2 separate regions of the Homo sapiens genome follow, and region 1 is linked to region 2. The links are chromatin loops, found by intact Hi-C in ENCODE. Cell type or tissue: CD4-positive, alpha-beta T cell. All regions are shown on one strand. Each heading gives the region's core, and the rest is flanking DNA. Links, peaks and the distances in the headings are about the cores only. Region 1 has its middle 260 kb from the start of LINC02290. Region 2 has its middle 49 kb from the start of MIR4708.

Evidence for each region. Peaks named below come from ENCODE experiments on the same cell type or tissue, not always from the same donor. Only the 100,000 strongest peaks of a DNase experiment are listed, where the experiment ranks them.
Region 1: it touches region 2 in a loop (3-fold over the local background); 4 of 110 quality-filtered maps call a loop at or near these places.

What each region holds. Positions count from the first base shown.
Region 1 is chr14:65,838,850-65,855,368 of GRCh38, forward strand. No RefSeq gene overlaps it. Among named protein-coding and RNA genes, the nearest start is that of LINC02290, 260 kb to the right of the region's middle. RefSeq lists an enhancer at 1-87 and a silencer at 11,770-11,945. In CD4-positive, alpha-beta T cell, for the core only: no CTCF peak of the experiment used is centred there; DNase peaks (open chromatin) are centred at 7,822, 8,422, 8,852 and 11,752; H3K4me3 peaks cover 1,086 bases; H3K27ac peaks cover 4,056 bases.
Region 2 is chr14:65,278,221-65,294,739 of GRCh38, forward strand. It overlaps the pseudogene PTBP1P. Among named protein-coding and RNA genes, the nearest start is that of MIR4708, 49 kb to the right of the region's middle. RefSeq lists enhancers at 3,686-4,254, 3,707-3,776, 9,174-9,413. In CD4-positive, alpha-beta T cell, for the core only: CTCF peaks have their summits at 8,493 and 8,692; DNase peaks (open chromatin) are centred at 8,411, 9,151 and 9,741; H3K4me3 peaks cover 1,868 bases; H3K27ac peaks cover 2,473 bases.

The DNA.
Region 1 (16,519 bases), core at 4,834-12,833, 560 kb after region 2:
CTTGGCCTTTCTCACATTCATCGCCTCCTTGGCTGCCGGCTCCCTCTGGCCAGGCAGGGCTTCTCCTCTGCCTGCAGTGGCTTTGGGGTGGCTGCTGCATGGCTGGGGCCCCCTGCTTCTTGGCAGGTGACATTCCTGCCCTCTTGGGGAGGTCATGATGGCTTTCTTACCAGAGATGTCAACCACGCTTACTTTAGCTGGTGAAGGCACTGCCTTCATCCTTGAATTAGGCACAGGCTTTGACCTTCTGAGGGACTACAACATCTTCACTCCTTCCCAGCATTGACCTAGGAAGGTAATAATGACAAAGATTTTCATAGCCATAGTATAGTAAGAACCAACATAGATTGTACTCACCATGTGCCAGGCCCTATTCTAATATCCTCACAGGGTGGACTCTTTAAATCCTTACAATAACCCTACAAGTTTTAATAGGCATTATTATTATCATCCCCATTTTATAGATGGGGAAACTGAAGCATGGAGAGATTAAATAACTTTCTCAAGGTCCATGTAAAGCCCTGAATACCAAGACTGAAATGTGTGAAGCTCTAGACAGATGTGGCTGCTGTTATTTCTATTATTAGTTCATGTCTGCCTCTGCTTGGCTGTGATCTTGGGAAACATGCCTTGTCTTTCTCAACCTCAGTTTCCTCCTCTGTAAAGTACAGATCATCTATTCTAATTGTACCCTCCATGCTCTTAGCTCATCTTGTTCCTGCTTTTCTGCAGAAGGAATCCTGTTTTCTTAGAAATTCTCTTTCTCTGTTTTTTTTTCCTGAGTTTTGCAAATAAATAATTGCTTGACTGTTTTGGAAGCTTCCAGAAAGTAACAGGAAATAATGCTCTGGGGCCTTTTGTCAGCTCCCCTTTCTCTGAGAGGGCTGTGGAGTCACAGCTGCCCCAGCTCTCTCTAGGAGCCTTCATTAAACCAGCGTTTTGATGCTAAATCAATGTTTTCCAACCAAAATTCCCTCTGGGAGAGGAGAGGAAGAGATGGGAGAGCCTGGGTCAGTCCTCAATCACACTTCTTCTCCCATTACATCTTGGATCTCCAACGCATTGGTTCCCCGCACCCTGGGATTTGCCAGAACAGAGGTTAGCATCAAGGACTCCCCCTTGACCATCAGAGGATTTCCTTTTCTTGGAATAACCACAGTGACAGAGGGTGCATTGGTTTGCTTTCCTGATCTGTTGCCATTTATAAGCAATTGAAGTTCTAAGCTTCCAGTCCCCCATTGAGACAGGCAAGCCCATGGGCTGGTCATGTGGGTTTAATACCACTGTGCTAGCAGGATGTCCTTTGATCCTGTCCTGTAAAGTCTAGGCAAATGACATCCTGGGGGCTCCGGAGGTCCCAGGCCAGGGTGCTGAAGGACAGAGTGTTGAAAAGAGAGGGCTGTCTTTGAGTACTGCAAAGCGCAATGCAGTGTCCTTGCCAAAGCAACGTGGTGGAAGCCTGCCTGGTATTAATAGCAACAGCAAACATTTATGGAGTGTTTACAATGTGCCAGCTGCCATGCTAAGCACCATTTAATCCTCACAATGACCCTCATAAATAGGTATTATTATTATACCCCCACCAAGCTTTGTAGATGGGGACCCTGAGACTGAGAGAGGCTGAGCTACTTGCTGGATCACACAGCTATCGCCAGACTCCCAGCACCAAAGCTCACACCCTTACCCCCTGCAGTCTGCTGCCTCCCTCCCCAGTCCTTGGTGCTAAGGGCCTCCCAGTGCAGATAAGGCTTGCAGAAGACAGCGGCTGAAGGGCTGCCTTGGCCCTGTTCTCGAGTTTGCTCCTCAGGGCTGGGTCTTGGTGCTGGGAATTCAGAAGCTCTGTTACCAGAGTATCTATGGGGGATTGATCCCAGGGAAAGAATGCCTATTGATCTCACAAGAGGATTCAAGACCTCCACAAGCAGATGTTAGTATACAGGGGGACCCGTTCCAGCCACCTGCATGGTAATCCTCCTGGCAGGTGGTCTGCCCAGGAGACCACACAACATGGCAGATAGGGAAGTTGCTCAAAGGACATTTCCACTGGCAAACAACTCTTCTCTAGAGATCTCTCTGCCTGGTTTATGGATACCAGTCTTTGGAATTCAGAGTACTTTCTGTTTTGATGTTTGCTGGAGATGGTCCAGTGCATTCTTACTCACCAAGTTTTATTTTCCAGTATTCTTCCTTAGGCCTTAAACCTTCTGTTGTTACAACACTGCTTTGTGAAAACCATGGTGGAATTTCTGAGATTAGTTTTATTTCACACCAATACATTACAAATTCTGCCTTCCAAAGAAGAAACAGAAAGGGAATTGGATTAGGAGGCAGGAAAACCCAATGCCAGGCTCAGTTCAGCCCCAGTGAGCCTTATGGTTTTGGGCAAGTCAGCCCAATGAATGGGTTGGACTAGGGGTTGGTCCAGCCATTTCCCTTCCTGCCCAGATGCCCTGGCCTCGAAGAAGCTCAGCATGGACTCCCGTCTGGGGCTGAGATGAAGTGAGGCACGTGGCTGGGGAATGAGGGTAGCAGGGCTAATGGTGGGGGTGGGGCAATTGAACAGTTCCTGACAACCAATGAGTACACGTCCAGGCTTCTTCTGAGTGAAGAGCTTTTCATGGCTGAGGGCCCACCACTGAGTCCCGTTTGGAAGAAACCCACGGGGCCGATGGCGGAGGGTCCCGCTCTGAAGCACGCGGGAAATAAGGAGGAAGAGCCAAGATGAACAGCGTGGATGCTTTTCTGGTCACCTTCATTTCACTTCTAAGCCTCAAAGTTGGTCAAGGCAATTTATTTTTAACTTCCTTGTCATGGCAGGTGGATTATAAACTACCTTCTAGAAAAGTGATTGCCAACCTAAAAATCTGAGGTTTCAGGTCCCATCAGATATTCGAACTCTTTTCAGTATTTCAGAAAATCTCTTGGAAATTGTACATTTACACAGATAATGTATTTACTAACAAAAATGCCAAGTTTCTCTGCTCTTTGGTTAAAATGATACTATTAATTTGGTGTGATAACTCACACCTATAATCCCAGCACTTTGAGAGGCTGAGGTGGGTGGGTCACTTGAGCCCAGGAATTCGAGACCAGCCTAGGCAACACAGTGGGACCCCATCTCTACAAAAATAAACTTTTAAAGAAAGGATTATCCTATTAGTTCAGTGCGGTGACACTGGTGATCTCATGCTAATCTGAAGAGCTGATTGGCAGCCATTTATATTTTGAATAAGTAATAAGTAGGGAAAAGGTAATGACATACACTTATTTTTCTATCATTTACACTCTGTCCTACAAAGTAGATTGGAGTGCCTGGATTACTGCTTGAATTTTTAATTGTAGAACATTTTTCTTAACATTGGGGCCTTGGAGGAAAAACCTAAGGAAAGGAGTATGAGGAAATGAGGGGTTGGAGGGCTCTTTTGTGGTTCATTATCTCTCATCTAAAAGGTAAGTGGGGTCAGCAGAAGACATCTAGAGGCCATTTCATAAGGGGGAGATGTAGGCTTAGCTTCACAGATACCCTGCCAACTTGGGGGCACAGATAACTTCTCTCTACCCTCTAATAAAGCCACTACATGCTTTGTGTTTATCTGGGTTCTTTAACGGTGTCATTATATAAATTTGCAAGAACTGACTCAACTCCCAACCCCTCTCTGAAACTATACCCCATAGACCAGTCATCACTTGATTTTCTGAACGGCTGTGGCCATTTTTTCTCTACCATGTTTAGCAGGTAATTAGGCATTGCCTGGGTGTCCTCGCTAAATGTCCCTAGGTTGTACATCTCTCCTGAGACCTCATCATCGGGGTCTCTCAAATCTTTAGTAGCAGAAGATCTGAAACAGTGCCATAAATACCTTAGCATGATATAACCTTTACTATTTCAAAAATGCTGTAGTGGTCATCGCCACGCACAATCCCTACATCCATCAGGTGAGTTAAAAAGGAGGATGTTAATATCCTCATTCTACAAATGAAGAAATGGAGGCTCAGTGTGGTTAAGGGATCTATAGGCAAGTGGTGGGGCTGGAATATCAACCACTGATGTCTCATTTTCTTTCCACTGTGCTGCCTTTCTAGGTATTCAATTCCAGGTGCAGTGGCTTTTAAACTTTATCACCTTACTTTGGTAGGACTGCAACAAATATATTTCTCAGAGGATTCTAGTGGGTTCTGGTTGTTTCCATTGAATGGTATGGGGCCAGCCCAGGTAGCATTGAAAGTCATGCTGTGGATTTCTTTGTTTAGCAGACTTTATTTTTCCACCTGATACCTGGTCCAGCCAAGGACTGGAGAGCCTCTGACCCTACATTTCTGTTCTGCCAAGGGGACTGAAAACATAAAAGTCATGCTGGATGAATAGGGCTGCCCAGTAGGCAATGAGAAGCGAGGGCTTTTGAACAGGCAGCAATCTCCTTTTGCCTCACAGACCCCGGCTGCTTGTTGTTTGGCTGCTTTGTTTGTCTCTGTGTCACTTTCTCATCTTTTTGTAACCCTGCTGCATCCCTGAGCTCTGATGCTGGTTTCACCAAGGCAGCAGCTTCTACCCAAAGCCTCACTTCCCTTCTCAGTAGAGTCATGGGGCTGACCTGGAAGGAGGGGATTGATGCATCCTTCAAAGGCTACAAGTTCAGGCCCTGCCACTCCTGGGGCAGAAGCCCATTTCACCAGCCAAGAGGAGGATTTTAGCTACACCTGTAGGTTGACTGCCAAGTCTCAATCCCAGGACCCCTGACACACCAACACCCACCTGGGAGGCTGAGCAAAGAATCGCTTCTTTCTGAGGCAGCCAAGTGAATAGATGGTGGGAAGCATCTGCCTGAGAAATGCATTTCTCACAGTAAATAACATTTACATGATTGTGCCTGCAAATGTCACTGTGGCATTTGCTCAGTTGAATATGGTGCCTCTGCTCTCCTGACCTTCCCCTGGCTCCAGGCCCACGATGCTCCTGGGGTCCAGGAACCCCACCTTAGGGAGGGATGCTCCCCTCAGCTCTGTCCTCTGAGGGAGAGACATTTCCTTCTTGACTTGGCAGATGTGTCTCTAGTACACATAGCATCTGGGTTTTGAGTTAATTTTGATTCAAGCGGTCCATGTGGAGACCATGACAGTGAGGATTTTCTTGATGACCCCTTACATTTTCTATTTTCTGCCTCTCATAAGCTGCAACCCTCATGCTGATAGGTCTTTTCCATCTATTTTTTCACTGTATTGCTATGGCACTGTGCCATGTGTGCAAGCTTCCCCGCTTTGTCTTGTAAATGTGCATTGTCTCCTTCCAAAGATGGTCAGCTCCCAGAAGAGAGACCATACCTGTTATTACACTGAGTCATCCGTACACATAAATATGCTGTGCTTTTATGTTTATAAGATCTTATGAGCATAAAGAAATATATTGAAGGGTACGTATTAAGGTGTTAACATAGATTATCTGGGTGAGGGGTGGCTAATATAGATGGAAGAAGGAGGAGAGTAGGAAAGGGTGGTTAAGCACAAAACTACTACACTTACCCGCCGACCTCATGGAAAAAATGTATCCCTGGCACATCAGTGTGACTTTGAGGGCAAAAAAAAGCGAAAGCCAAGATGATGAATTTTTTGATCACATTTATGTGAAAATATACATATGTATATGTGTAAAGAGAGTCACAGAGTAGAATGAAGGAAGACCAAAAGAATACTGTGCACATAATAGACATTCAGTAAATATTTGGTGAATGAATGGATGCTGTGTGTGATAATTTTGTAGATTTGAAATTTCAAGCAGATAATTACTGGCTAATATTTATATTACATCCGCAATGCTCGCAGTGTGTTCTCGTAATCAGAATCACTAACGTTCTCTGGTTCATGGGTAGGGCTATCTGTCTGAGAGAGTCCCAGTTTACTCGATGGTTACCCTGTTCACCCACCAGAACTAGCTGGGGTGGTTGCTAAAGATGGAAATGACAGGGCCTCAACCCTGCTATACTGTCTCAGCATCATGGTGGGGGAGGGAGTGGGACTTGGGAATCTGCATTTTAACAAGCATCCCAGGTGATTTTTACGCTTTTTAAAGCTTTGGCGCCATTGCTCTAGGCATTGTTAGTTGCCAAAGTGATATATTGCTTTTATAATTAACTTTATTCAGACAAGGCAAAACAAAGATTATTATTTACTATATTTAAAAAATCATGCCTCATTGTCTGACCTCCCTTTGTTTTATAACTGATATTTAAAAGACCTAATTCATGTGAGCTTTCTAGTGTGTAGACAGAACTTCAGAAGAATCCATCTAACTTGGCAGGAATCAAATACCTGAACCGAAATTAACTATCTTCTCCTGTGCCAGCTTTGTGCAGTGATCTGCCCAAGTGAAAGAATCATGGGCCTTTTGTCACCCTAAAACAAATTTCCAGAAAGAAAATGAATATATAAAACATAAAAAACCCGTGGTGAATAATATAGCCATTATACACCCAGCTTATGTTTTCTTCAAATATATTTTTTCATAAAACATTATAGGAAAAATTGTGTAGTCCCCCAACACATCCTCTTTCCCCCTTTCCCAAAGGCAACCACTTTACTGAATTTAGTGATTTTATTACCATAACATAGTATTTGTAAATTTTTACTATGTATTATATTCATACACACAATTTGGTATAACACATCTTAAACTTTATCTAAATAATATCATATGATATGCATTTCTCTGCAAATAGGTTTGTTTTGCCCAGTGATGTACCATGTTGACATATGTAACTCCAGCTCATTTTAACTGTTATTAGTATGGCCTAGAGTGATATAGCGTTGTGTAGCATAGAATGATATTAGTGTAGTGTGCTGTTGTAGGAATCTGGCACCAATTTTTTTTTCCCAAGACAGAGTATTGCTCTGTTGTCCAGCCTGGAGTGCAGTGGTGCAATCTTGGCTCACTGCAACCTCCATCTACCAGGTTCAAGCAATTCTCCCACCTCAGCCTCCCACGTAGCTAGGATTACAGGCACATGCCACCATGCCTGGCTAATTTTTGTATTTTTAGTAAAAACGAGGTTCACCATGTTGGCCAAGCCGTCTCGAACTCCTGACCTCAAGTGATTCTCTTGCCTCGGCCTCCCACAGTGCTGGGATTACAGGCGTGAGCCACCACACCCAGCCCACCATTTTTAATCTATTCTTCTTTATTAACATTTGTTTTCATTTTTATAAAACTATTATGAACACTGCTGAAATGAGCCCTTTCGGTGAATTTCTTCTGGTGTATGAGAATTTTATGCACCTAGCAATAGACTTGCCTACATGTATGTCCAGCTTTAACAAATATTACCAAATTGTTCTCTAAAGAAATTGCATCAATTCATATAACCATTTCTTGAATATTCCACCAAGTTTTCTGTGGCCTCAAATTTAAGAGCAGAAAACAGACATACAAGCCAAAGAAAGAAAATAGCTTTGAAAACTCATTTAATTATTGGTAGAAAGTACCAGACTGTTCTTTTTCCAATCTGGAAGTGTTTCTTCCACATGACCACCTGCCTTCAAATACAATCAGTGCATATTGGTTAAGCCCTGCCAACTAGGCATTTGCAAGTGGAGGTCTCAAAATACACAGGCTAAAAGACTCATCCTCTGAAGTTTAAAAACTAACTGGAAAGCTAAGACATAAACTATAGATAAAAGTTAATTATTAAATAACAATTTAACAGTAAGAGAGAAGAGATATCCTTGGGCAGTACTGATTCATCACTGAATGAGTAGAGCCTGCATTAATTCTATAGGAGTTCACAAGATGGGGAAGTCAGAGCTTATGTGATTCTGATTTGCCACAGAATGGTTTCCTAGCAACCATTACTAGCTGAGAATCAGCTCACTCTGCTGTTTTGAACCAGACCTTGCTCTGTTAGAAAAATGAGTCAAATAAATGCCAGCTTAAGGTAGAATTTCACCACGTAAAACTATATTTGAAATATATGACTTTTGAACAAAGATCTAAAGTAATTTCCTTCGCCAGAACTTAACAAAGGTGGATGTGTGGAAATGGAAGTGGCACCAGATTTAGGGACTTGGACACCTAATTTTTCTCAGGAATGGGGGTGGACAGTGGTGAGTGAAGAGGCAAAAGACAGACTCAAGGAAAGTGTGGGCGGGGAGACAACAGAACCCACATGGGAATTATGGAATTGAATAATTCCCTAGCCACACCTGGCCCAGGAAATTTTGAAGTTCTTACAGGTACAGGGTTGGGAAATTCATCATTTGCACATAATTCCTGGAGACTTGCTTCATATCACCAGCTTCTACTTTGTCCCCAGAGACATTTCTACTTCTACTTTGTCTCCAAGAGACTGTGCATCACGTGTTTCCTGACATAGAAAACACGGCCTTCACCTGATGGTTTCTTTCTAGATCTCTCACCAAGTCTTACCACCTCTGAGGATGACTGAGCGGAAGAGGAAAGACCTTGAGGCTATTGTGGGAAGCAGGCCCAGGGCAGTGCTTGTTTTGAGCTTATCAGTACCTTACCATGCATTTGTTTTCGTTTTTTAACTATTATGAACACTGCTGAAATGAACTCTTTGGGTGAATTTCTCCTGGTGTATGAGAATTTTGTAGACCTTGCCATGGACTTGTGTATGTGCATCTCCAGCACCCAGTAGAACCACACAGAGGAGGCACAATTCATCACTGATGGAAAGAGTTTCCAAAGCAAACTCTTCCAGCTCACACATGACAGAAAGGCATTTCTTGGCCCTTCCGATAGAAATGTAGATTCCCAGAGTTCAGAGTTGAAAGACACTTTACAGTTCAAATACGTAGAATCTAAAGCAACAGACAATTCTGCCTTGTGGTTTAGTTATTACATATCTGTGCCCAACATCTCCTGGAGAGGAAACTGCCTCCTACCTTTCCCCTTTGTACAAAAACAACAATCAGATACTCTCAGAGACATCGAAAAGGCATAGTTTAAAAAAAAAAACCTAGTCAATAATATTGAGAATGAGATGTAAGTTAAGAGATCCTAAAAAAATTTTTTATTATTCTTAAAATCTCGTAAGGTTTTAAGTTTAGTTGAATTAAGATTAATTAGAGTTCTATTAATAATTGGTCACTTGAGCACAATTTTCCAGTACTGTAATTTCTATTACATATTGAATTTCATGGAAAGCCTTTAGATATCAATGTTGTGCCAATACGAGAAATTTACTGATAATTTTTTTTTTTCTTTTTTTTGAGATGGAGTCTCACTGTGTCACCCAGGTGCAATGGCACGGTCTCAGCTCACTGCAACCTCTGCCTCCTGGGTACAAGTGATTCTCCAGGCTCAGCCTCCCGAGTAGGTGGGGCTATAGGTGCATACCACCATGCCTGGCTAATTTTTGTGTTTTTAGTAGAGACAGGGTTTCACTATGTTGGCCAGGCTGGTCTTGAATTCCTGACCTTGTGATCCACCCACTTTGGCCTCCCAAAGTGCTGGGATTACAGGCTTGACAAATGTTTTGTTTCAAATGGTAGACTAAGCCATCCAAGTGCATTTTAGGTGTTCCTTGACATTTTTTTTTTTTTTTGATATATCAATTTTTATGAAAAGTGATTAATTTATTTGAATGTAGTCGTAAGAGTCCAGGTCCCACCAAAGTTGGTGGGTCTCCTGGTTTCTGTCACCTGAATTCAGCCTCTGTTCTGGTGGATACAGTGGTATGTGGGGTCTGGCTCATACAAGCCTGCAAAGGTTTGTTCAATATTCAGGCATTTTGTGAACCAGAATCAGTATTCAAAATTAAATGATATAAACTCACACTTCGGCCGGGCGCGGTGGCTCACGCCTGTAATCCCAGCACTTTGGGAGGCCGAGGCGGGTGGATCATGAGGTCAGGAGATCGAGACCATCCTGGCTAACAAGGTGAAACCCCGTCTCTACTAAAAATACAAAAAATTAGCCGGGCGTGGTGGCGGGTGCCTGTAGTCCCAGCTACTCGGGAGGCTGAGGCAGGAGAATGGCGTGAACCCGGGAAGCGGAGCTTGCAGTGAGCCGAGATTGCGCCACTGCAGTCCGCAGTCCGGCCTGGGCGACAGAGCGAGACTCCGTCTCAAAAACAAACAAACAAACAAAAAAAACCTCACACTTCAATAAATTACATTTAAAACAAGGCTAATAGGTACTCAAAACTCATGACTTCCTAATGATTTGGCTGTATTTTACTATTGTCTATGCTCTTGGGTTTTCTTTGTTATGCCTGGTGAATCTGTCTGGAAATACTACTATCTGTGTTCATCTCTTCCAACACTGTGTTCAGTAACATTATGTTGATACCATGAAACCAGCTGTGGCGGGAACATTTACACTACTAAAAGTGGCAAACACTACAAATCAGGGCTTTTATGGTAGAGCTAGTTGTTAGACATTTACCAACACGCTCTTGGGGCTCATGTCACCTCTGAGGTGACACTGAATTGTGAATCCTGGCCAACATTCCTTCCACCATCTGGCTCATGTGTTCCCAGTTCTAAGCAAAATACAGTCAGAAAGAAGGTACTCTATAGTCGCTTCTTAAATTAAAAAAATGGAACACCAAAAACCTCATAAAATCCATTTCATAAGTGACTGTTAAGTATCATACTTTGTTTTGTGGGATTATGCTGAGGTTTCCACCTGAAACCTTTATTCCCGTGGCTAATGGAGACATCTCTATAAGGCTGATTTAATCCTTTCCAATACTTCTTATTTATTTTTCATAGTGGGCCCAGCCTAATAACTGTTCTGCCTGTTAGGGAGCTGCCTTCTGCAGCAGTTTTGATGCAACACCTTTCACCGACCCCTGGAGGACCAGACAGCCAGAAGTACCTTTGGTTCACACTGATTATTAGCAGCTTAGCATCTTGAGTGCTAAGCATACTCCCCTCCTGCTGGTTAAATCCCTTGTTTTTTTCCTCTTGGTTGCACTAAGATAATCGCTAAGTATTCATCACACAAGGGCAGTGTGCTAGGTTCTGCTTTGTCAGGAAAACAGGAAGTGTTTTTTTCACTAATGCTCAGAGCCAATCCAGCATGATAGGGATTTAATGAGAGACTGGAAAGAGCCCAGCAGACAGCCAGGTATATGATGAGAGACCTGTCCCCAGTCCACTGGAAGGCCAAAGCAGCTGATACTAAGGCCCCTATGACAACTGGTATTCTTGGTACATTTTTGAAGTTGCTGATATATTCTTTAAAAAAAGAAAAACAGAGATGAAAAAATGTACTGTCACTAAGAGTTTGGGGTTAAGTTTCTTGAGGCAGAATAGATATGGATCCAGCCATCCATTCCTAGATAACTAATCAAGCAGTACGAAAACCTAGGAAAAAGTCTGCTTAGGCTCTTTGAGATTCTCTTGCCTATGGACGGGGCTCTGGGGATAGCGGGTGCAGAAAGTGAAGGAGAATCCACCTGCTATTGGCTTGCTTCCTGTAGGGTAATGCTTGTCGTGGGTGATACCAAACAACGAGAGGTCATTTTCTATGAGGAGTTTATGTAACTGGATGAACCTACCATTGAAACTTTAAACAAGGCAACTGTTGGCCACCATGCCATCAGTGGTGATAGGGGTGAAGACACAGATTTCTTACCTCCAGTACATTCTACTCCCTCTAGTTTCTAAATGAGGTATCTTAGAAAAGAAAAAGGCATAAAAGGAATCACTGATAGCAACTTAGCACTTCTAGGCCCTGACTACCCTCCCCAGCTTCATACTGAGTCAGACTTCCGTGTTTCTCAGAAGGGAAAAAGAAACTAGAGCAAAGCCGCAGTCTCCTGCACAGCTCCAGGAACGTGCTACCCTTGACACCTGCTGTCCTATCCCGTTTTGGGGGGTGCGGGGTTGCCCAGCCTCTCTGTTTCTCTGCTGCTGTTTCAGAGACTCTGTAGTATGCATACTGGCTCCCCAAGAAAAGCCGAAGCAAAAGTGGTAATTTAGTGGGAGATCATATTCCACGGGTTGAGTCTCATGCTGTGTTGGTCCCATAGATGCAATTAGTTACCCGAACAGCAGAAAGCTTGTTCTGTTGTTGGCAGGTACTTTGGCACATCACCCATGGAACAGATGGCTACTTGTTCCACAAATTAGATTTCCAGATGATTGCATAAAAGTGTGTCATCCAGCCACTCCTTCCTTGCCCTTCCTGCCTCTCGGACGGATTGGAATGACTCTAGGTAAATGCACTGACCTTCTGCCAATTAGCCATTCCTCTGGGTGGGAGCACAGAGGAGACAGGGTCTGAGGGAAGCAGGGGAGTCCACTCTATGCAGACACTTAATTAATCTGCAATGTGCACATCGTCTTGCCCTTTCCCTCCCACCCGCATCCCAACTTTCCCAAATGATGTATGTACTGACCTGAAGGTACCTTGTTTCCCTTCAATCAGCCTTGATGGCCAGGTTGGAAGGGTTTTCTCTGCTCCAGGTCTACTCTTCTGAGTCATAATGCTGGGATGCAAAGAAGAATCCTGCCCCGTCGCTAAGGGGTGAAATAGGAGGGGACTTCTGCGGCAGAACTGCCCACCAGTCTCCTCCTGTCCCTGCACTCTCTTCCCAGAGGACTTACATTTACTCTAATCAGACAAGGGGAGTCCTTTCATCATGTCCCCTCTCTATCCCAATCTCATTGACCAAAAAGGGACCAATTCTGACTGGCCAGAAGCCAATCAGATTTCCTCTCTTGGAAAATGAAGACGAAGTAATCAGGCTGCTGACTGGGATCAATGCGCAGGCGCTAGAGTGATGGTCCAGGCACGCTTGCTGCAGGGGTCTCCAAATGGGCCCAGCTCCAGGGTCTGCTTGGTCACCTTCTCCTTGGATCCTCTTAATCCAGACCTTTAGAATAAATATCCCTTTATTTAAATTCGCACAAGTGGTTTCTGTAAGTAAAATGATTCCTCGCTTGTGCAACCCTTACCCTACTTTCTTCATCAAAGGACAGTCACAGAAACCATGTCACTGCCTTGACTGTAACTAGTCCCCAAATCCTGAAATGTCAGATGCCCACCACTGTGCCAGGCAAAACATTCCTGAGCCAGCGCCACAGTCAGGTTCAGTCATGAATGGAGTGGGACCGTATCTGAATGTCCCTCACCTGTGCTCTACCCACTAGCGTACATCACGTTGCTTGAGTCTTAAAACCATGACATCCGTGTTCTTTCCTCTAGTTGCCAAAGGGACCATGCTGAAGGGGCTGACCTTCTGTGTCTTGGGCTTACTCAGCGATGTTGGGGTCATCATACCAGTAGGGTTGGCTACTGATTGTACTGCTTGATTGTCTTGCCTTTACCGTAAGGTGGTTTAGAGTAGAGAGAAGCAGGGCTTCTCATGACAGAGGTAGCTTGGGACATGGATAGTCGTCCAGTGAGGAGGCAGCTGGGCTCAGGCGCAGAGCTCCTGGAGGCAAGTATAGGAAATGCCCTGTCAGCTGGAGAAGTCAGTCGTTTTGGTTTTATTTCTTTGGTTTGCTTGCTTTTGCTTATTTATTTTCTCAAAAATTTCAAACAAACCTGCCTGCCAGGGTGTGTGCCAGGAGGCCATTGGACTCAGTCTTTATAAAAGGGATGGTTATCTCTGTGGGTCTGATGAAAGTGACCTTCAACATTCCCTACATAGGATGGCAAAGGAGATCAGGAACATGACTCCTCGCCCTCATTCCAGGCTCTAGACTTAGGACCCCTGAGACCAAGCTCTTGTCTGCTCAACCAGTGACCACTGTCTGCTAGCTGCTTGGAGATAGTCCTGTATGGGCCATTGGGGCACTGGGGAGCTGCTGGTCTGCCTTAAGAGGGACTCGGGTGAAGCAGCATGTCTATTGTCATAGTGTATTTGGCCAGAGGCACACTAGGAGAGACTGACTGTGGGTGATGAACTTGTCTCCCTGTCTAGCATGTTCCTTCTGTACTTGGTGATCTGTTCCTGACCGTGAAGTCCTTGTCATGAATGTGCTAGGCCAGTTTGTTCAACCTCTTTGGCCAGAAATGTGTGAGTTTGTTGTTTACATAAGACAAGGCTGTGAGGTCTACCCGTAGGGAAGAGGCCAAGCAAACTGCAAAATGATCATTTCCAGGTGTGTCCAGTTTTAATGCAGACTCAGCTGCTTCAAGCAATCAGCCAGTACCTCTGCCACACCAGGTTAGCTGAGTTTCCAGCAGGCATCAGCCCTTGTTCCCATGGTCTGTGTTCATTTATCTTCTTTAACTTCAAGCTGACCTGTTGTTTTATTCTTCAAAACCCCTAGGACTTTATAACCAGATGATTCTAAAATTTAAATAAGTATACACTTGGAAAGTGGAGAAAATATATTAAGACTCAGACCTCGAGCAATGGCCAGGTTATAGGCTGCCACAAATCAAAAGCAGGCTTCTTGGCATTTCACATGAAGGGACTGTCTCTAATTGGGGGCAAGTGGCTTGCCCTGCTCTGCTTCTTGGGTGAGTGACCACACTTGACCTTTCTTGTTTAGGAGTGCCTTTGGCCTCAAACCTGTGACTCTTTGGAATGCTGGCAATTTAGAAAGGGTTATCTCTTCAACTCACCACCTGAAAGAAAAACAAAACCCTAATAGCATGATTAAAAAAAATACAACCAAGGCAAAAATACATCAAAGGACCAATAAATGAGTGGATCTGCAGTAGGAGTGGGGAGAGATGGTTTTGCAGGACAGTTTCCAAGCCTCAGTTCCTCCCTCTTTACAGTTCTTGTCATGCAGCGCAATGCAATTCAAGGCTGACGTCATGTCGATATCTCTGAGTCCACATGAGGCCCTTTGGTTAGGCAATACCTACTGGGTGTTTGGTTTATAAAAGGCTTGGGATTAAGACCTGAGTGAGGAGACAAAGGGATCTGAAGACGTGGTTCTTGTATTCACAGGGTTTGCGATCTCACTGGGAGGTATCCTGAGGTCGAACAACTTAGAGGTAGTTCTTGGAAATCATAAACTACGAAATACAAATGGCCATAAGGGGCAGCAGGGAGGGGAGGGACTGAAACAGTGAAAATCCACCCATCTTGTCTGGGATATTTGACAAACACATTTTGTGTTAATATACATCCAGCTAAGTCCCAGATCTAGCCACATGGATGTAGATATCATAGGGGTCTTTGATGTGCTTAGCTACTCAAATGCCTATGGCGGTTTCGCTGATCAACATCACTTGGGAATTCTCACCAGTGGGACTATTAACCAGAGCCTGGTGCTGGTTAGTCACCAGCTTCTTTTCCCTTTGAAATCTTATGAGGTGAGAATTTATTCCTTGCCTTGCTGTCATTGGATAATATCGTTACACACCTTTATATTGTCATCACCCTTTCACCAATAATGTATGTGAAGTTATATTCTTGTTTGATGTAAGGGCAATCCTATATCTGGAAGCAAGTGCATGGAAAAGAGCATATATTTGAAAGCTTATGTGCATTCACAGCATGTGAGAGGACAAATGATCCCAATAAAGTGTGAATGTTTTGATTTCCAACATTAGTCCCCATGAGGCTGTTTATTTCTTCCTATGTTCTTGGCTGGCAATCCAAGGTAACTGACACCACGTGGACATGGGCTTATTGACTCAGGCCTCACAAGCCAAGCTGCCAGGCTCCCAGGAGTTTCTGCTTACTTAACCAAGGCGAATAACGTGCTTTGCCTCTTATTTTTTAAAGTACCCTTTCATTAAAACAGCGAATCACATGCGTTTTCTAAAACTTTACTGCCGACTTTAAAAGATGGCTGGGTTTTAGGGCAGTATTTAAGGTAATAATCAAGAATCCATGGGCCATGTGGTGAAGCTGTTGAACAAATCTTGACGTATTGGTAAAGACACCCTGGGAAACTTGAAAGACATAAATCTGGGTCGAGTAAAAGGATGTGCTATATCCTACAGTGGGTATATGGCATTTATTATCCAGAAGAGGCAGATTATACCAAAGATGGGAATAACTTAAAGTTTTAGATTGGTTTTTGGGTTGAAGATCAATGAAAGGATATTGAGGAAAATGAAATTTAGATGTGTATGACTACAATGTTTCTTTTTATTATTATACTTTAAGTTTTAGGGTACATGTGCACAATATGCAGGTTAGTTACATATGTATACCTGTGCCATGCTGGTGCGCTGCACCCACTAACTCGTCATCTAGCATTAGGTATATCTCCCAATGCTATCCCTCCCCCCACCCCACAACAGTCCCTGGAGTGTGATGTTCCCCTTCCTGTGTCCATATGTTCTCATTGTTCAATTCCCACCTATGAGTGAGAATATGCGGTGTTTGGTTTTTTGTTCTTGCGATAGTTTACTGAGAAGGATGATTTCCAATTTCATCCATGTCCCTACAAAGGACATGAACTCATCATTTTTTATGGCTGCCTAGTATTCCATGGTGTATATGTGCCACATTTTCTTAATCCAGTCTATCGTTGTTGGACATTTGGGTTGGTTCCAAGTCTTTGCTATTGTGAATAGTGCCACAATAAACATACGTGTGCATGTGTCTTTATAGCAGCATGATTTATAGTCCTTTGGGTA
Region 2 (16,519 bases), core at 5,355-13,354:
CTGATAGTATTTGTTGCTGATGATAAAATTTGAGCTTCCAAGCAAAAATTAGAATTTGGAAAAACTTTTGTTTACCACTGTGGAGCTCGACAGCTTCTCAATACATAAGGTTTTTTTAAGGAAATAGATTGGTGATATTAATGACCGTGATTTTTTTCTGATATGGTATAATAAAATGTGTCAACATTTGAAATACCTGCATAATTCAAAGACAAATATTTTCCAATGACCATTGAATGCACTGTATTACAAAATCATGCATGGGTAAAAGATCCATTCTAAGTACACAACAAACCAATGGATTTTAATGTAACAGAACACGAAAAGTTCATTGACATAATTTCAGACTTCACATTGCAACTAACCTTTAAGACACCTGTTTTGGTGTAGTACCAAAAAAGAATATCCACAATTATCTAAGAGGACTATTAAATACTCTTCCCTTTTCCAGCTACATATCTGTGTGAAGCTGGATTTTCTTCACACATTTTGACCAAACCAACATATTGCAATATACTGAATGCAAAAGTAAATATTTGAGAATCCATTCATCTTCCGTTATGCACACATTTTAAAAATTTCAAAATATTTCACAATGCAAAACAATGCCATTTTTCAAAAATGTAAAATAATCTCACTTTTCTTGCTGAAAATTTTGTTTGGAAGATATGATTTTTAAAAATAGAAATTTGGGCCGGGCACGGTGGCCCATGCCTGTAATTCCAGCACTTTGGGAGGCTAAGGCGGGCAAATCACCTGAGGTCAGGAGTTCGAGACCACCCTGGCCAACGTGGAGAAACCCCGTCTCTACTAAAAATACAAAAAATAGCTGGGCATGCGCTTGTAATCCCAGCTACTCAGGAGGCTGAGGCAGGAGAATCGCTTGAACCCAGGAGACAGAGGTTGCAGTGAGCCAAGATCGTGCCACTGCACTCCAGCCTGGGCAACAGAGCGAGACTCCGTCTCAAAAATAAATAAATAAATAAATAAATAATAAAATATTCTGGTGCCTCCACTCCATCCCCCACGGGTCTGCTGTGTGTGCCATGGACGGCATTGTCCCAGATATAGCAGTTGGTACAAAGCGGGGATCTGACGAGCTTTTCTCTGCTTGTGTCACTAACAGACCATTTATCATGAGCAGCAACTCGGCCTCTGCAGCAAATGGACATGGCAGCAAGAAGTTCAAAGGTGACAGCAGAAGCGCCGGTGTCCCCTCCAGAGTGACCCACATCCAGAAGCTCCCATCGACGTCATCGAAGGGGAGGTGATCTCCCTGGAGCTGCCCTTTGGGAAGGTTACTAACCTCCTGATGCTGAAGGGGAAAAACCAGGCCTTCATCAAGATGAGCACGGAGGAGGCTGCCAACACCATGGTGAATTACTACACCTCGGTGACGCCCGTGCTGCGCGGCCAGCCCATCTACATCCAGTTCTCCAACCACAAGGGGCTGAAGACCGACAGCTCTCCCAACCAGGCGCGGGACCCGGCAGCCCTCAGGCCGTGAACTCGGTCCAGTCGGGGAACCTGGCCTGGACTGCCCCGGCGGCAGCCGTAGACGCAGGGATGGCGATGGCCGGGCAGAGCCTGGTGCTCAGGATCATCGTGGAGAACCTCTTCTACCCCACGACCCTGGATGTGCTGCACCAGATTTTCTCCAAGTTCGGCACAGTGAAGACCATCACATTCATCAAGGACAACCAGTTCCAGGCCCTGCTGCAGTACACGGACCCCGAGAACGCCCAGCATACCAAGCTGTCGCTGGATTGGCAGAACACCTACAACGCCTGCCACACGCTGTGCATCGACTTCTCCAAGCTCATCAGCCTCAACGTAAAGTACAACAACGACAAGAGCCGCGACTACCACGCCCGGACCTGCCCTCCGGGGACAGCTAGCCCTCGCTGGACCAGACATGGCCGTGGCCTTCGACCTTTCAGTTCCCAACATCCACGGAGCCCTGGCCCCCCGGCCATCCCCTCGGCGGTGGCGGCAGCTGCAGCGGCAGGCCAGATCGCCATCCTGGGCCTGGCGGGGACAGGAAATTCTGTCTTGCTGGTCAGCGGCCTCAACCCAGAGAGAGTCACACCCCAAAGCCTCTGTTTTTGTTTGTTTGTTTGTTTTAGACGGAGTCTTGCTCTGTTGCCCAGGCTGGAGTGTGATCTCGGCTCATTGCAACCTCTCCCTCCGGGGTTCAAGTGATTCTGCTGCCTCAGCCTCCCGAGTAGCTGGGATTACAACCGCGCCACCACGCCCGACTAATTTTTGTATTTTTAGTAGAGACGGGGTTTCACCATGTTGGTCAGGCTGGTCTCGAACTCCTGACCTCGTGATCCGCCTGCCTCAGCCTCCCAAAGTCCTGGGATTAAAAGCGTGAGCCACCGCGCCCAGCCCCCAAAGCCTCTTTATTCTTTTCAGCGTCTACGGGGACGTGCAGCGCGTGAAGATCCCGTTCAATAAGAAGGAGAACGCTCTGGTTCAGATGGCGGACGGCAACCAGGCCCAGCTGGCCATGAGCCACCTGAACTGGCACAAGCTGCACGGGAAGCCCATCCGCATCTCATCCGTATCACGCCCTTGAAGCACCAGAACGTGCAGCTGCCCCGCGAGGGCCGGGAGGACCAGGGCCTGACCAAGGACTATGGCAACTCGCCCCTGCACCGCTTCAAGAAGCCAGGCTTCAAGAACTTCCAGAACATATTCCCGCCCTCGGCCACCGTGCACCTCTCCAACATCCCGCCCTCAGTATCCGAGGAAGATCTCAAGGTCCTCTCCTCCAGCCATGGGGGCATAGTCATAGGATTCAAGTTCTTCCAGAAGAACCGCAAGATGGCGCTGATCCAAATGCGCTCCGTGGAGGAGGCGGTCCAGACCCCCATTGCCCTACACAACCACGACATCTGGGAGAACCACCACCTGCGGGTCTCCTTCTCCAAGTCCACCATCTATGGGCACAGGCCCACCACAGCCGGGCCCCCTGGCGACAACTTCCATCATTCCAAAAAAAGCGACTTTAAAAAGCAGCTGAAGTGACCTTAACTGACCAGAGATTTTCTTTCTTTCTTTTTTTTTTTTTTTTTTTTTTTTTGAGAAGGCGTCTCGCTCTGTCGCCCAGGCTGGAGTGGAGTGGCGCGATCTCGGCTCACTGCAAGCTCCGCCTCCCAGGTTCACGCCTTTCTCCTGCCTCAGGCTCCCGAGTAGCTGGGGCTACAGGCGCCCACCACCATGCCCAGCTAATTTTTTGTATTTTTAGTAGAGACAGGGTTTCACCGTGTTAGCCAGGATGGTCTCGATCTCCTGACCTCGTGATCCGCCCGCCTCGGCCTCCCAAAGTGCTGGGATTACAGGCATGAGCCACCGAGCCCGGCCTTTCTTTCTTTAAAAAGAAATCAGTTTACCTGTTTTTTTTTTAAATTAAATCTAGTTCACTGTGCTAAAATTAATTAATTTAATTTAATTTAAATAGAAATATGTATATTAACATGTAATGGGTTTATTATTGTGATCTTAAAATTGACAAATATTTTAAATTTTCTGCCACTAACCTACATACATTTTAAGAGTATATACAAGGGTCCTGAGACAAAAAAATTTGAGAACTGCTGTATTACCCCATCTTGCCCTGCAGAACGTGGACTGAAGGGAAGTACTTTTTTCCTTTCTACTTAAATAACCCAGTGCTGTTACTGTTTTATTTTAAAATCCAATCTACCCTCTTCCTCCAGAATTATTAAAAAGTAGACTGCAAAAGAACCATAGCTTCCTGAAATCAAAGGACCCAAAACAAAGAGAAAGCAAAAGCAGTGAATAAAAGGACTTCTCCAGAGACTGGCAGGCCGACCAAAGACCACTCCCCCTCCAGCCAGCCTGGTAGGAGTTGCCTATTCCTTTTTGCTTCGTTGTTCTCACACCCAGTCACCCACTCCCATCCCCTACATCCCAACCCCCATCCTGGAAAGCTATTGTTCTCCAGGGCCTCAAAACACAAAGGGACTTCACAAATCTTTGGGCTGACTCCCCACCCCATCCTCTCTCTGAGATTACAGTGCAGGGAAGGGCACTTTCAGATTCTGCCTGAGCCTCCACCAGCCCCCTGTTCTCAGGCTCGGGGCTGAGATGAAAAGGGAACACCACTGTTTCTGGCCTGAAAAGGAAATGTAAATGCATTGCAAGCCAGAAGCTGCCAGAAGACCATTTCCCTGTTAGTAAACAGGGCTGCCTGAGCCATCTTTCTCCTCTTTAATAACCTGTGGGGCACCTATTGATTGCGCATGCTGGTCCCTCATAAATTAAAACAGGGATGCCTTCCGGTTGCTCTGTAGCTGCGTAGATGGTGAAATTGGCTCACTAATACTTCATGTTCATGGAGCACAGTGTATCCCGCCACATAAACATGAAGAATATGTATCATCAGGCTCTGGGATTGCACGGAAAACAACCCCGGAAGCTTCTGGGCATGCTGCAGACTTTAATTAGGCAGTTTCTTCCACTAGGATTGGAGACCGGCAGAAACACCAATTGCATGCCTCCTGCCGCAGCCTGTTCTGCTTTCAAATGGGAGGAAGGAGCAAGCCCTGGTGGGTAGGAGATGAGCCTGCTCCTCTCTCTACCCCCTTACCAGGATAGGCACCCGTAAGCAGAAAGGAATGTTCATCTCTCATGCTGTGGTAGAGAGAGCACCAAGTTAGCAGTCAGAAAACATTCAGAACTTCTGCTTTAGCCACTTACAGCTACATGATCATGGGCGCAAGTGCCTTAACCTCTCGGAATCACAGCATCTCATCTGGAAAGTGGACAAAGTAATAACACCTAGCTGCTTGTGAGGCTTGAGGAAAATAAGTCTTTCCTGGCGCCCAGTATGGTCTCAGTAAATACTGAAACTGAAATTGAAGCAGATGAAGAACAGAGTGGCAGGTACAGGGCTGATACTATTTCTTTCTCTCACCTCAAAAATCTGGCATCAGGAACTTTCCACCACTACCCCTAGCCAACATTTTGCTCTTTAAGTAAGAAGTGAGGCCCTGCAACTCATACCTTGGTACATTGGAAATGTTTCTCTTACCCTTCCATCTTTCTGTGCCCACTCCTGAGCTGGCTCTCAATTGAAAATTCATTTAGCAGGAAACCTCTCTAAAATGCATGGTAAACATCGAAAAACATGCTAGCATAGTTTACCATTCTACCAAAAATAGCTTGGCACCCACATGCCAACACTTAGCAGAACCTTCCGAGTTTCTCTGACTTTAAACAGACCCTAGGCAACCAGATCCACTTACGCTTCCCAGAGTGTGTAGCATTTCATTAAAGTTTTACTACAGTCCCCTTCCTCTGCCATTGCTAATTAAAATGAACAAGGACAATGTGGAGAGCCATATTTTGCTATTCCTGGAAATATCTGCTGCTCCAGGGAGGGTGTAGGACATTGAATGGTCCCCTCACCCTAAAGGATATGGTCGCATCCTGGAACTCATGGATGGGTCCAGGATGTGATTGGGTGTGAGAAAAATGAAGCAAAAAAGGTCTTGGCAGATGTAAAAATAAAAGATCTTAAAATGAGATGATCCTGGATTACCTGGGTGGGCCCTAAATCCAATGACAAGTGTTTTTGTGTTTTTTGGGGTTTTTTGGTTTTGTTTTTTTTTTTTTAGACAGTGTTTCACTCTTGTTGCCCAAGCTGGAGTGCAATGTCGTGATCTTGGCTCACCGCAACCTCCGCCTCCAGGGTTCAAGCAATTCTCCTGCCTCAGCCTCCTGAATAGCTGGGATTAAAGGCATGTGCCACCACACCTGGCTAATTTTGTATTTTTAGTAGAGATGGGGTTTCTCCATGTTGGTCAGGCTGGTCTTGAAATCCTGACCTCAGGTGATCCACCCGCCTCGGCCTCCCAAAATGCTGGGATTAGAGGCGTGAGCCACCATGCCCAGCCATGACAAGTGTTTTTATAAGAGACAGAAAAGGGTCTGGTGCAGTGGCTCACGCATGTAATCTCAGCAGTTTGGAAGGCCAAGGTGGGAGGATCGCTTGAGACCAGCCCAGGCAACACGGTGAGACCCCATCTCTACAAAGAATTAGCCAGGCACAGTGGCACGCACCTGTGGCCCCAGATACTCAGAAAGCTGAGATGGGAGAATCGCTTGAGCTTCAGAGGTCGAAGCTGAGGTGAACAGTGTTCACACCACTGCACTCCAGCCTGGGCGACAGAGCGAGACCCAGTCTCAAAAACAGACAGACAGAAGAGGAGAAGGCCCAGAGGGGAAGTCCATGTGAACATGGAGGCAGAGGCTGAAGTGATGCAGCCACAGGCCAAGGAACAAAGAAGCCACCAGAAGCTGGAGAGGCCAGGGAGGATCGTCCACTAGAGGCATTGGAAGGAGTGTGGCCCCAACAACACCTTGATTTTGGAGTTCTGGCTCCAAAACTGTGAGAGAATCAATTTCTGGTATTTTAGGCCACCCAGTTTGTGGTCATTTGATTATGTGCAACATACAGAAAAATGTCTGGTAGGATACATTCCATGGCAGATTGCTGGTAGTTGCCCTGTCCATTTTTCCTTCCTTTTTGGTAACAAAAAACCGCCTTTTGCGGGGATGGTCATGTGCTCAGTGAAAGCTTCCCTTCCCCAGCATCTCTTGCAGCGAACTGTGGCCATAAGACTAAGTTTTGACGAAAGAAGTATAAACAAAGAAGCGTAAGAGACTTCTACAAAGTCTCTTTATGGGAGAGTGTTGTGGGTTAAATTGTCTCTCCCCAAAATTTATATATAAAAGTCCTAATCCCTCGTACCTCAGCATGTGACCTTATTTGGAATAGGGCACTCGCAAATGTAATTAGTTAAAATGAGGTCATGAGGGTGGGCCCTAATCCAATATAAATATGTCCTTATATAAAGGGGAAAATTGGACACAGAAACACACACACAGGGAGAATGCCATGTGACGACCGAGGCAGAGATTGGGGTGATGCTTCCACAAGGTAAGGAAACTCAAAGATTTCCAGCCAATCACGAGCAGCTAGGGGAGAGGCATGGGACGGAATTTTCCTTACAGTTCTCAGAAGGAACCAATCCTGCCTGATACATTGATGTTGGACTTCTAGCCTGCAGAATTGTGAGAATTGTGAGACAATAAGTAAATTTTTGTGGTATGAGCTGCTCAATTTGTGGTCCTTTGTCACAGCAGCCCTAGCAAACTAATACAGAGAGATACACCCTTCCACTTTTCCATCTTGCTACCTAGTCCTAATATAGATAAGAGGGATGGTTCTCCATTAGCCATTGTGCTACATGAGGATGGGGGCCACATTCACAGATGGTAGGGCAGGGAGCTAGAAGAAACTTGGGACCCTAAAAACTTCATGGAGGTGCCATATTAGCCCTGGACTGCCTATTCCTTGGCTTATCTTTCTGAAAAATAAATAAAATTAAAGCTTTTGTTATTATTATGTTTTTTGAAACATGTAGTTGAATATAATTTTTTTTTTTTGAGATGGAGTCTCGCTCTGTCACCCAGGCTGAAGTGCAGTGTGCAATCTCGGCTCACTGCAACCTCCACCTCCTAGGTTCAAGCAATTCTCCTGTCTCAGCCTCCCCAGTAGCTGGGATTACAGGCATGCGCCACCACGCCCGGCTATTTTGTATTTTTAGTGGAGACGCAGTTTCACCATATTGGTCAGGCTGGTCTCGAACTCCTGACCTCAGGTAATCCACCTACCTCGGCCTCCCAAAGTGCTGGGATTACAGGCGTGAGCCAGTGTGCCCGGCCAGTTGAATATAATCTTAACCAATACACACACAATTTTGATAAATGAGTTCTTTGGGGAGAGGACTGGGATTGGACTGTCATAGGTAGGAAATGTTTGCTTTACCTGTATGTTTCAAGTTTGATGTCAGGAATGTAGTCGTGTACTCTTTTGTAATTAAAAATAAATCTGTTTTATAATAAATAAAAGGAAAAAAGAGGGATGGGAACCTGTAGATTCAAGAAGACCTAAGAAATATATCAACTATAATGGATGATTGGATGCAGGAAAAAAACAAAAAGAAATATATCAACCAATTGCAATGTATGAGTCTTATTTGGATCTTGATTTAAACCCCAAATTTTTTAAATGTACAAGATAATCGGGGAAATTTTAATATTAATCAGATATTCTATATTAAGGAATTATTGTTTTTATGAATGCTAACAATATTGTAGTGATGTATTTAGAGTGTTCTTCTCTTTTAGACTCTAAAACATGGTTTTCGACCTTGTCACAATTGTTATTTTGAGCCATGTAGTTCTTTGTCGTGAGGCGCTGGCCTGTGCATTGCAGAATGTTTCGTAGCAGCCCTGTTTCTACCCTGTCTTCCAGTAGCTAGATGCTGGGTGCACACCCCCTCCCCCCAACGTTGTAAAAACAAAAAAAGGTCTCCACATATTGCCAAATGTCCCCTAGGGGGCAAAACTGTCCTGGGCTGAGAATAACAGCTCTAAAATTTAGAGATACTGACTGGACTATGTATGGGCGAAATGATTCGATGACTGGATTTTGCTTCAAAATAATCCAGGTGATGGGGAGGGAGGGCGGTGGGTAAAATGTTCCATGATGGAAAGTTTAACATACATTTAAAATTTTTTAAAGAGTCCATTCGGACTTCTCTTTACATCAATATGGGGAACTTAATATTCTTAAATAGTCTCTCACTATAAGACAGGAATATACTGGATAAAATGCAACAGATGTTCACCTCCTCGGTCCAAGATCTTGTCTCATGTCTTCCACAAGAGCATTAAAATCCAAGGATCTAAGTTCCAAGTATGACTGGGCAAGGCAAGCCCTCCCTCCCAACCCTCCCCGCCAGGCATTCTCGGTGCTGCACCCCGGGCATACTCAGCTAGGAGCTGCTCCTACGTCTTCTTCAGTTGCTTGGTAACCCTAACTCCTGAGATGTCCTCTCAGCTCTGCCCCCTGGGCCTCCTCCTTTCCCAGTCCCCAAGCTTAAGCTAGAGGGGGTGTGCTTGGAGCCAGATTCATTAGGGCCATGCCTTGCCCATCCCTGCGAGGGCCCAGACCATGAGCCTCCTCCTCACTGTTTGCAGCTGCTCTCTACAGAGCACTGAGCAGCCCACGCTTTCACCAGGCTCACACCTGCGCCCGTGTTCTCCACCAGCTGCTTCACTCCAGGCCGTGCTCGGGACAGCCGGGCCTTTCTAGGGCCCACGCGCCCCTGGGCGTCTCCGCTGAGACCGACTTTCACGCCCACCTGGTCTTCCCCAAGACATGGAGCCTTCAAAGGTTTCATCAGAATTCCCTCAGGATGTGGGTTTTGAGTTGTCATCCGAGCCCATCAGGGGCCAGAGTGTAGGTGGGCCCAGGGGCCTCTGAGCTGGAGGCTAATGGGGCTTGAAAGGCCTCTGAGCGGAGCCAGGAACCCGCCCTCTGGGGGCCTGGGAGCCGGGCTGCGCGCTCAGGTCCCAACACGAGGTCTGAGGCGCTCTCTGCTTGCTTCAGGGGCCGCAGAGGGAGGCTGACCATAGCTGCGACACCCCCTCAGTGCTGGACACCGGGCAGGAAGCCTCTCTTGCACCGACTAGACCAGAAGGGCAGACATTTTCCCGACAAGGAAGGGAAGCAAGATTGAGTAAGATAAGCCCGGTTATTTTTATGCAGACATTGTTCCAACCACAACGACTGTTTTCGAAGGTGGGTGGTATTTGTTTGGTGGAAGGATCTTTGAGGTAAGAGGCAGCAGGGTGCTTCAGCACCACCACTTCCTTTACTTTTCTGAGTGTTCCCTTATCAAGCCACCAGTTTGGGTTCTGCTCCATTTTTCTGTCTGGTAAAGAAGTAGAATGAGGTGAAATCTGGCTACCTACTTCCCCTGGGGGGACGGTCATGGCTGCTGGTGAGTTTCAAGTGATTTGAGAACTGTTGGTATACTTAAGTGAGGAGCTCTTTCCCTCCCCTTCATAGAAATGGAATAATGTGCAGGTTCCTAACGGGACTTAGGAGTCGGAGAGCCCTGGGTTCAAATCCCAGAGCCTCCATATTTTGGTTGTGTGAAAAAAAACAGTAGGCAAGGTAGTCAACATGTCTGTGCCTCACCTTCCCCATACATAAAGCCTACTTTTTCATAAGGTTGTTGTGTGGGTATTAAGTCTCAGTAGATGCCTACTTGAAATATTTGGGGGGACAGCTGTGGCCAGGCGCGGTGGCTTATGCCTGTAATCCCAGCACTTTGAGAGGCCGAGGCAGGAGGATCACCTGAGCCCAGGAGTTTGAGACCATCCTGGGCAACATGGTGAAACCCCATCTCTACGAAAAATACAAAAAATTAGCTGGGTGCAGTGATGTTTGCCTGTGGTTCCAGCTACTCTGAAGGCTGAGGAGGGAGGATCACTTGAGCCCAGAAGACAGAGGTTGCCGTGAGCGCCATGACACTCCAGCCTGGGCAACAGAGTCAGACCCCCATCTCAAAAAATAATAATAATAATAATAATGTGGCTGTGCCTATGATCACAGGCGTTATAAACAATAGCTGCAACGTATTGAAAGCCTGCTCTCAGAGATAAAGACTCTTTCCATCCCCAGGCCCTGTTGTCAAGCAACTAAGTAGATTCAGAGAAGGAAGAGAGCTGACTGGCAAAGAGGGAGCAATGGAGAGCCATTTAAGATGTTGGGGCAAGAAAGTCATTTAAATGATCAATTATAGGCACAACGTGACTAATACTATTTGAGGGCGGAGGCCTATTGAGTTCTTAGAGGTGTTTGGGGTTAGGGCTCACCAAAAATGGTGCTCCTAGCCTTTGATTGTGGACACTTGTTTTTGCCTGCCCACCATCCCTCCTCCATCCTGAATATGAAGTGTTCCTTTGGGAACCACCCATCTTCCACTCTCTGTCCATGTAGTTCAAGTGAGGTTGACCTCAGTCCCTGACTCCAGGGGTGGGTGTATGACCCAGGACCGACTAACTGCAGTCATAATAAGTGGTTGAGGAGTAATCCCTTTGTCCAGAGTGAGCCGATGAGAGTCAGCATTAGGACTTCTGCTGAAAGAGGCACCCTTTCTCCACTGGGGTTGCAAAGCTGAGGGGATGTAAGCCATCTTTACCACTGCATGAGTAGAGTCTGCTGGAGAGTAAGGACAACAGAGATAAAAAGCAAATCCAAGAGAAAGATAGATTTCTTGTTGCCCTTGCTGAGCACCTGGAGCTAGCCATTCCTGAAGATGTCAAATATCTATCTATGTGGGCTAACATATATCACCTTCTGAAAGATACTTGAACTGAGTTTCTGTTAGTGGCAACTAAAGGAGTTGTGACTAATTCATCTTTCTATTTATTTTTTATTTTGATGAAAAATTTTCAATTGTTACATTATGGCATAAAAACAGAACTCTGACGTGTTTGACAACATACTTTTGACAGTTTTATCTATTTCTGACAAGGACATGCTGGGAAGTTGTGGGAACATATCTCCTGTGTCCGTCCCCCTCCTTTCGAAGTATATTTTTATTCAGAGATACATAAATGTATGCTAATGATCTTATGATGATGATGATCAGAACTGTGCTCCAAGAAGATTATAGCAACCATGAGTAGGATTAGAGTAGGGAGAGACAAGGGGCAAAAATACCCCTCAGGAAGCCAATATAATAATTCAAATGGTAAGTAGGAAGGATTGTCTCAAGGTGGTAGCTGCAGAAATGGGAAAGAGAGAGGTGGGATCATTGTGGTTTGGCAACAAATTAAAGGGTAAATGAGTGAAAATAAAATGCTTTTATCTACAAGGCCCTACAGAAACTGATTTTCCCCCACCCCTGTTTTATCCCTGATTTATTTCTCATCATTCTTTCCCTGGCCTGGTCTGCCCAGCTACATTGGTCTTTGCATTTACTGTGCCCTCTGCTTGGGACACTCTTACTCCAGAGGTCCCTGGCTCATGTTTTCACTTCCTCAGACCTCTGCCTCACATCAAAAGGATTCCCTTCATTCCCCATCTATTATTGCATCCCCCACCCTAAGCATTCCTTGTATTTGCTTATTAATTTTTCCCCGGGCTGGGCAAAAATTAATTCTAGCACTTTGGTAGCTCCATGCAGGTGGGTCACCTGAACTCAGGAGTTCAAGTCCAGCCTTGAGGCCCAAAGGCAGAGACTGCAGTGAACTGAGATCACACCATCTATTCCAGCCTGGGTGACAGAACAAGAGCCTGTCTCAAAAAAGAAACTTTAAGGAAATATTTTTTTTTTCTTTTTTGAGCGGCGTGTCGCTTTTTTGCGCAGGCTGGAGTACGGTGGCGCGATCTCAGCTCGCTGCAATCTCCAGCTCCTGGGTTCAAGCAATTCTCCTGCCTCAGCCTCCCGAGTAGCTGGGATTACAGGTGTGTGCCACCACACCTGGCTAATTTTTGTATTTTTAATAGAGATGGGGTTTCACCATGTTGGCCAGGCTGGTCTCGAACTCCTGACCTCAAGTGATCCACCCGCCTCAGCCTCCCAAAGTGCTGGGATTATAGATGTGAGCCACTGCACTTGGCCATAAAAATTTTTGAAAAATAATGTTGCTCCACAGTACTTAACTCTCTCTCTGTCTCTCTCTCTCTCTCTCTCTCTCTCTCTCTCTCTCTCTCTATATATATATATATTTTTTTTTTTTTTTTTTCTGTCTCTCTTGACTAAAATGCAAGTTCCGTGAGGGCTCCATGACTCTTGCTCACTGCTGAGTCCCCAGCACCTAGGAACCTGGCACAGAGGAGGTATTCAATGAATATGAGTCAATATTACAAATCTTGAACAACTGAAACAATGCTGTGGCATTGACAAATGCGGAAATACAGGGAAGATGAGTGGGAGCAGGGTTGGTGGGGTGGAGGCGTGAGAGGGTGACTCATTTAGAACCCATGGGATTTGAGGTTAGCTGTGTAAATGACAATAAAGCCTGATGGTTGAAATGCTGGCCTGGTGCTCAGGAGCAGCCAGAGGTGAGGGTCTGTTGGGGAATTATGCATCAAAAGTTGGTGAAAGCTGTGGAGTCAGTGAAATCTCTGGGAAGACCATGGGAAAAGAGAGAGGTGAGAACCGAGGACGAAGTCCCAGAAGTCCTAAGATGACCTACCTATTTTTTTTTCCAGGACTTTACTGGCTTAAAAACTAAAAGTCCAGGCCAGGAGTGGTGGCTCACACCTGTAAACTCAGCACTTTGGGAGGCTAAGGTGGGTGGATCACCCGAGCCCAGGAGTTTCAGAGCAGCCTGGCCAACATGGCTAAACCCTGCCTCTACTAAAAATACAAAAATTAGCCAGGCGTGGTGGCGCGTGCCTGTAGACCCAGTTAATTGGGAGACTGAGACATAAGAATCTCTCAAATCCAGGAGGCAGAGATTGCAGTGAGCCGAGATCCCATGACTGCACTCCAGCCTGGGTGACAGAGCAAGACTGTTTCAAAAAACAAAAACAAACAAACAAAAAACTAAAAGTCCACATCTTGGGAACCCCCTTGGTCCCAGGCAAACTGAAATGGTCGGTCAACCTAAGAAGGTGGAAGAATGGGGAAGTGCCAGGTGGAGGAAACAGAGGCCAGCAGCCCAGAGCTTCCTCCCAGAACCCAAGGAAGGGAGGGCTTAGGAGGACAGGGCTCCTTCCTTTTCCTGCCCAAGACCAGTTTGGTTCTGACCTTCTAAGCCCAGCAAGGCTGAATTACCTCTGAGTTCCTGACCCTCACGCTTCCCAGCAACACTGGATAGCTTCCTGATAAGCCCGGTAACTGGTTTGGTTCCAGGGCTTGGTCCCCAGCTCCAATCAACTGGAGAAAGTATGAACCCTTAAATTTTCGGTCAAGGGGGCTTTGGTGGTACCCTGGCTCAGGAGTTCTCAGTTGGTGATCGTTGTCTGCTTGTCCTAAGATGGAGCTTAAGAGTGTAAGTGACTCTGCAGCCACTGTGGCTAAGGAAACAGGAAGCTGCCTCTCCTCTTGTAAACAATGCAGGCCAAGATTAGCGGTACTTGTAAGGTGCCAGCTCTTACAAGTGGGCACTGAATTGTGCTCACCACTAAATTTCAAATAAGATTATTGCTGGATGTGTAGAAACTAAAAAGAGACTGGGTGTGGTGGCTCACGCCTGTAATCCCAACACTTTGGGAGGCCGAGGTGGGCAGATCACAAGGTCAGGAGTTCAAGACCAGCCTGGCCAATATGGTGAAACCCCATCTCTACTAAAAATAGAAAAATTAGTTGGGCGTGGTGCTGGGCGCCTGTAGTCCCAGCTACTCGGGAGGCTGCGGCAGGAGAATCGCTTGAACCGGGAAGCAGAGGTTGCAGTGAGCCAAGATCACGCCACTGTACTCCAGCCTGGGCGACAGAGCAAGACTCTGTATCAAAAAAAAAAAAAAAAAAAAGAAAAGAAAAGAAACAAGAAACACAAAAGAACTCAAAGGAACATTTCCAACTTCTTTTTAACTTGGCAGTACAGTGACCTAAACCAGGTATGTGGAGCCTTGATTACTATAAAGAGCAAATAAGACAAAAATTAGAAAATATCTTGTACATTTTAAATAATGCTGCAAATATAAGGTCCTGTCACTGAGTCTTGTTTGAAATAAAAGAACTATCAATATTTGATCAATAGAAAACATGGTGCTTGTCCTTAGAGAGCTTTATGGTTTACCTGCAGAGGCTCATAAGAATTTAGCTATATTTACTCAGCAATATATAAGGGAATAGAAATAAATATTGTGTCAACTCCCTGACTGTCACCCCTTCTCAGTTCCCTAACCCACAACACACATATCTTCCTTCCTTTCTTTTTTTTTTTTTAAACAGGGTCTTGCTCTGTCACCCAGGCTGGGGTGTAGTGGCACCATCATAGGTCATTGCAGTCTCAACCTCCAGGGCTCAAGTGATTCTCCCACCTCAGCCTTCCAAGTAGCTGAGACCATAGGTGTATGCCACCACACCCAGTTAACTTTTTTATTTTTTGTAGAGATGGGGGTCTCGCTCTGTTGCCCAGGCTGGTCTTGAACTCTTGGACTCAAGCAATCCTCCCTGTAAACCCAGCACTTTGGGCCTCCAAAAGTGCTGGGATTACAGGTGTGAGCCACCACACCCAGCCATATCCACCTTTCTAATGAGCATGGACAAAGATGCCCTAATTCATTCAGACCAGAAGGTGATGGGGAACGTTTCCAGTCACCTTTCTTTACCCACAGACCTATTCTGGGAAGAAAGGATCAAGAATGGCTGGGCGCAGTGGCTCACACCTGTAATCCCAGCACTTTGGGAGGCCGAGGCGGGCAGATCACAAGGTCAGGAGTTTGAGACCAGCCTGACCAATATGGTGAAACCCCGTCTCTACTAAAAACACAAAAATTAGCCAGGCATGGTGGCAGGCGTCTATGATCCCAGCTACTCAGGAGCCTGAGACAGGAGAATCACTTGAACCCGTGAGGTGGAGGTTGCAGTGAGCCAAGATAGCACCACTGCACCCCAGCCTGGGCGACAGAGCTAGACTCCGTCTCAAAAAAAAAGAAAGGGTCAAGAATGTGGCAAGTCTGGGCTTTAATACATTGCCTAGAAATTTAATTCAATAAATATCTATAGGCCATCTATTTGAGGCCCAATGGTGCCTTAGGCCCTGTGGTTATCTAAAAGAACGTCCCTGCCCTTAATCTCACCAGAGTGATAAAGCTAAGGTCCCTAAAACAAGATCTTATATTACTAAGTGCCAATGTTAACTATAAGTGCAGTAAGATTCTAGAAAAGGGAAACATGAACTTTGTTGTTTTTTGTTTTGTTTTGTTTTTTTGAGATGTAGTTTCGTTCTTGTTGCCCAGGCTGGAGTACAGTGGTGCAATCTTGGCTTACTACGACCTCCGCCTCCTGGGTTCAAGCGATCCTCCTGCCTCAGCCTCCCAAGTAGCTGGGATTACAGGCATGCGCCACCACGCCTGGCTAATGTTTGTATTTTTAGTAGAGAAGAGGTTTCTCTGTGTTGGTCAGGCTGGTCTCAAACTCCCGACCTCAGGTGATCCTCCCGCCTTGGGCTCCCAAAGTGCTGGGATTACAGGCGTGAGCCACTGCGACTGGCCATGGAAACATGAACATTTTAAGCAGACTTTATACTTCATGAAGGCTAGGCCATCAACTGGACAAACTGACAAAACAAAAGGAAACTTGATAAGTCAAGGTATAGAAGAATGAATGAGTGTGGCATTTGGAAAAATAGCAGCAAGACTTTCTGCTGAGATCCAGCTTGAAAAGGAAGGGGGAATGTTTTATCCTTCCTTAAAAAATATAGGTTGCTGTTGGCAGTATAAAAAGAATCCATGGCTCTTAAGAAGTTAAGAGGCGGCTGGGCGTGGTGGCTCACGCCTGTAATCCCAGCACTTTGGGAGGCCGAGGCGGGCGGATCACAAGGTCAGGAGATTGAGACCGACCTGGCTAATGCAGTGAAACCCCGTCTCTACTAAAAATACAAAAAAATTAGCCGGGCGTCGTGGCGGGCGCCTGTAGTCCCAGCTACTCGGGAGGCTGAGGTAGGA